Regions from separate parts of the Homo sapiens genome. Here region 1 is linked to region 2. Evidence: read pairs that join two places in POLR2A ChIA-PET (ENCODE). Cell type or tissue: GM12878. All regions are shown on one strand.

Evidence for each region. Peaks named below come from ENCODE experiments on the same cell type or tissue, not always from the same donor. Only the 100,000 strongest peaks of a DNase experiment are listed, where the experiment ranks them.
Region 1: POLR2A ChIA-PET joins it to region 2 with 5 read pairs; 3 of 35 experiments call an interaction of 5 or more read pairs at or near these places.

Annotation. Positions count from the first base shown.
Region 1 is chr14:24,953,396-24,955,895 of GRCh38, reverse strand. The region is part of intron 2 of STXBP6 (syntaxin binding protein 6); the gene reads left to right. Among named protein-coding and RNA genes, the nearest start is that of STXBP6, 96 kb to the left of the region's middle. RefSeq lists an enhancer at 1,631-1,700. In GM12878, a CTCF peak has its summit at 2,434; a DNase peak (open chromatin) is centred at 1,485.
Region 2 is chr14:25,027,834-25,030,333 of GRCh38, reverse strand. All of the region lies in intron 1 of STXBP6 (syntaxin binding protein 6), which reads left to right. Among named protein-coding and RNA genes, the nearest start is that of STXBP6, 21 kb to the left of the region's middle. In GM12878, no CTCF peak of the experiment used is centred here; no DNase peak of the experiment used is centred here.

The sequences.
Region 1 (2,500 bases), 74 kb after region 2:
TTGGAGTGGTTGTAAACATGTGAAGTAATGCTGCATATATGAAGCACCTGGCTTACTTATTTCCTGGCACGCAGTAGGTGCTATTGCAGGGAAGCTGCTCTTACTGTGGTTGTTGTCTCCTGTTGCCCACACAGTTGGTTCAGTGCTCTTGTGCTGGTCTCCATGGAGAACTTGCTGGGGGAAGCAGGGCCAGATTCCCTAGCCAACCGAGATACCCTGTGCCCTGAGGAGCACCCTCACTTCCTTACCACGGTACCCACTCATCTCATCATGGGCCATATGTTCAGGTTGCTTCCACTGAGGGCTATGACTTCAGCCTTGCTAGTGATTAATGGGTTCACCCTGCAATCATGCCTAGAGCCCTTATGTTGGCTAGGGCATTTATATTCCAAGCTGTCTGTCCTTATCCAAAGGAAGGCAGGCAGGACCATAGTAGCCAGATCAAAACAACGGTGATACACTTTAATCCTCGCCCTTCCACCAGTGTAGGAAAGATGAAGGCGCTGCAGCAGGTTAGTTGGCTGTTACAGCAGGTGGAGCAGAAGAATGTGGATGAGTGGCCTGTGGATACTTGGGCATCAGATGTGGGACTCCTGGTGAAGCAGGGTAGCCATCCCCAGGAGGTTGATCACTCTAACATCAATCTAACAGGCCCTTTGACCATTTAGAAGAGGATGACCCAGTTAAGTATCCTCCATAAGGATGTTACTCTCTCCTCCTGCCATGTTCAACATAATTTCTATAGACCAATACCTGAGCAACAAAGAACTTTTGGATGGGAACAACAATAAAGATAGTTAACAATAACTGAACACTTATTATATGCCAGTTACTAGACTAAGCAGCTTACATGTGTGAGCTTACTTAATCCTTCTACAACCCTCTCAGAGAGGCATGGATGCATGTTACCTCCTTTCTTCAGATGCGAAGACAGAGGAGTAGGTATGCCCAGTAACTTGCCCAGTGTCACAGAGCCAGTAAATATGGGAGTAGGGATTCAAACCAGATCCTCCTGTCTGCAGAGCCTGAGCTCTTTATATCTGCGCTGTGGACAGAGGTGTTTCCTAAAGCCACTTCTATGTCAGGCTGTGGCCCAGCCCTCAGAATTTTTCTGTCAGTGAAAGCCAAGGGGGGACTGTTGCTAATTTTGGTTGACTATTTTACTGCCTTATGTCAGCCTCACTTTATAGGAAAGATGACCTATGTCCTGCCCAGTCCTAAATCACAGTGGGATCCGGATGCCACTTGGCCTCTCATCCCCTAGCTCCTCCTGCACATGCTTGTTCCACATCTGTGGTCGCACTAAAGGCAGCTCTCACGCAGATCTTAGTGCTGCTTTCCCCTCCATTAAGGGTGACTCTCTTAGCAAAAAGGCACTAGTGAGCCTGTAGACATAGTAAAGATTCCGCTGTATAGGTGGAAGAGTGTTTACACCACATACAAAAGCAAATACCACAGCACTCTCTGTTCCCCTAAGCTCTGGCTGGACTGCCTCAAGGGACTTTTCTCTCAGAGCCCTCTTAGTATTAATAATATCTGGCTCTGCTTTCCAGAGTCTTCTCTTCCCCTTCAGTCTGCTCCCCTCCCACCTTAGGCAAAGCAATTCAGACTTCTTCAGCTGCTACCAAACCTTGCTACCCAAACCAGTTTTAACACTAGGTACAATAGAAATAAACCACCCCTAGTCAAGAGGACTCAACTCCCTTAGAAGCCAGTGAGGGTGTGAAAGGTGTGAAATAGCTTTGTTTCCCCTGTTACCTTCATTAAGGAGCTGTGACACCCTATGCACAGGCCAGAGATGATTGATGGGCCTGTGGTCTCTGAAAAAATGCTGGTCACTTTCATCTCTAAGAGCCAGTGACCAAATCCCTGTCCTCTTCTTCTGAATTGGCAGCCTTTGCAAGGATCCTCAGCCCATCCTGGGAGTTCTCCCTCTTCTTCCAACCCCCTCTATTGTCACCTTTACCCCACCCAAGAACAGCAAGTAATGTTTCTTATGCACTCCGTGGCTTCACGCTCTTGGTCTCTTCTATGCCCATTTTGAAGAAGATGCTGGCCTCTGCTATTAGTATCAGTAATTCTCAACTGGCCACCAGCTTAGAATTCTAATTATGTCCACCATTTAGCCTGAGATAGTTTTTTGTTTATTTATAAAAATCTTTGTTGAGATCTTACTGTGGACAAAAATTAAGATAATCAACTGTTTTCATGGGATTTAGAGAGAGAGAAATTAATCAGCTATGAAATACTGAGTTGATTTCTATGAAAGAAAACATAGAACAAAAGAACTTGGTGTTTTCAGTAGAAAGCGAGTGACAAACTGGGATATGAGGGTTGAAAAAGAGTTTCCTGGGGACATGCGGAAAGCGTGGGAGCAGCAGGAAAGGGTAGCCACTGTCAGAGGAAGCACTGCTCCCTGTGGCAGAAGGAAGCGTGACAACTTGGAGGAACACAAAGAAGGCCAGTGTGACTGCAGCTCAGCAAACAGAGAGTGATGTTG
Region 2 (2,500 bases):
TTTCCCATTCAGTGGCCCAGGCCCTGCCTTTTCCCCTCATATTGGGCATGGGGTACTGTCCTGGATGCTGTGAGCAGACAGGCATGGAAGACCAGACTTTGGGGGCTAGGCCTAGTCACCTTTGTTACTCCAGCCTGTTGAATTGCTCTATCCAATTGCTATCTAATTGCAATCCCAATGCTATCTAATTGGCAAGGGATGCCATTGTAGTCATTTGATTTTCCTTCTTGAAAGCTCTGGGATCTTTCCTGAAAGATCCAGCTTCTTATATGTAAAATGGGATGGTAACCTTATGAGATATGTTCTATTATTAATAGGGGGATTAATTGAGACTTTCAAAGTGTTCAGCTCCCTGCCTTGCATACCGTGAGGACTCAGTAGGATAAATGGTAGCTATTGCTATTATTATTGGCCTCTGGTGTGTGATAGAATCAAGTAGTGTCTGTTATAAAGGTTCTGAGGCAGAATTATCCAGCTCTTTGAAATAAGAACTTTTAGCTTAACTACCAAATGAGTGTCCAGGTGTTAGGATTCATTGCAAATGGGATTATACATTCTTTTTCCTCTTCCTAATTATGTGGTAAGTCTTTTCAGGAGGGAAAGCACCTACCATTTTCTCAGGGAGAGCTTTATACTCCCGCCAGCACTTGGTTCTAAAAGAAATTTTTCACATGAAGCATTATATAGGAGTCTTTGTGGTTGTTTAAAATAATACATTTATATGCAGGCATTCCTCAGAGATATTGCAGGTTCAGTTCCAGACAACAACAATAAAGGAAATATTGCAATAAAGTAAGTCACACAAATTTTTTGTTTCTTGGTGCTTATAAAAATTATGTTTACACTATACTGAAGTCTATTAAGTGTCCAGTAGCATTATGTCTGAAAAAATACATACCTGAATTAAAAATACTTTATTGCTAAAAAATGCCAATGATCATCTGAATCTTCAGCAAATAGTAATCCTTTTGCTGGTCGAGGGTCTTGCCTCAACGTGGATGACTGCTGCCTGGTCAGAATGGTGGTGCTGAAGGTTGGGGTAGCTGTGGCAATTTCTTAAAATAAGATAGCAGTGAAGTTTGCTGCATTGATTGACTCTTCCTTCCGTGTAAGATTTCCCTGCAGCTTGTGATGCTGTTTGTTAGCATTTTACCCACTGTAGAACTTCTGTCAAAATTGGAATCAATCCTTTCAAACTCTGCTGCTGCTGCTTTATCACCTCAGTTTATGTAATATTCTAAGTCCTTTGTTGTCGCTTCAACAATGTTCACAGCATCTTCACCACCTCAAGAAACTACTTTCTCTGCTCATCCATAAGAAGCAACTCCTCATTCATTCAAGTTTTATCATAAGATTGCACAACGTAGTCACATCTTCAGGCTAAACTTCAGATTCTAGGTCTCTTGCCATTTCCACCACATCTGCAGTTGCTTTCTCTACTGAAGTCTTGAACCCTTCAAAGTCATTTATGAGGTTTAGAATCAGCTTCTTCCAAGCTCGTGTTAATGTTGATATTTTGACCTCCCCCCATGAATCACAAATATTTGTAAAGGCATCTAGAATGGTGACTCCTTTTAGAAAATTTTGAAGTGACTTTGACCAGATACATCGGAGGAATCACTGTCTATGGCAGCTATAGCCTAATGAAAGGTATTTCTTAAATAATAGGACTTGAAAGTAGAAATTACCACTTGATCCATGGGCTGAAGAATGGATGATTAGACATGAAAACAACATTAATCTTTTTGTACCTCTCCATTAGAGCTCTTGGATGACCAGGTACATTGTCAATGAGCAGTAATATTTTGAAAAGATTTTTTTTTTTTCTGAGCAGTCAGTCTCAACAATGAGCTTAAAATATTCAGTAAGCCATACTGTGAACAGATGTGGTGTCATCTAGGCTTTGTTGTTCCATTGATAGAGCACATGCAGAATAGATTTAGGATAATGCTTAAGGGCCCTAGGATTTTCAGAATGGTAAATAAGCATTGGATTCAACTTAAAGTCACCAGCAGCATTAGCCTCTAACAAGAAAGTCATCCTGACCTTTGAAGGTTTGCAGCAAGGCCTTGACTTCTCCTCTGTACCTATGGAAGTCCTAAATGGCATTTTCTTCCAATATAGGGCTGTTCATCTACATTGAAAATCTGTTGTTTGGTGTAGCTGATAACCTTAATGGTAACTGATAACCTTAATCAGTTATCTTAGCTAGATCATCCGCATAACTTGCTGCAGCTTCTACATCAGCACTTGCCACTTCACCTTGCAATTTTATGTCATAGAGATGGCTTCTTAAACCTCATGAACCAACCTCTCCTAGCTTCCAGCTTTTTTTCTTCTGCAGCTTCATCACCTCTTTCAGCCTTCGTAGAATTGAAGAGAGTTAGAGCCTTTCTCTGGATTAGGCTTTGGCTTAAGGGAATGCTGTAGCTGGTTGGCTGGTTTGATCTTGCATCCAGACTGGTCACATTTTCTTCGTATCAGCAATAAGGATGTTTTT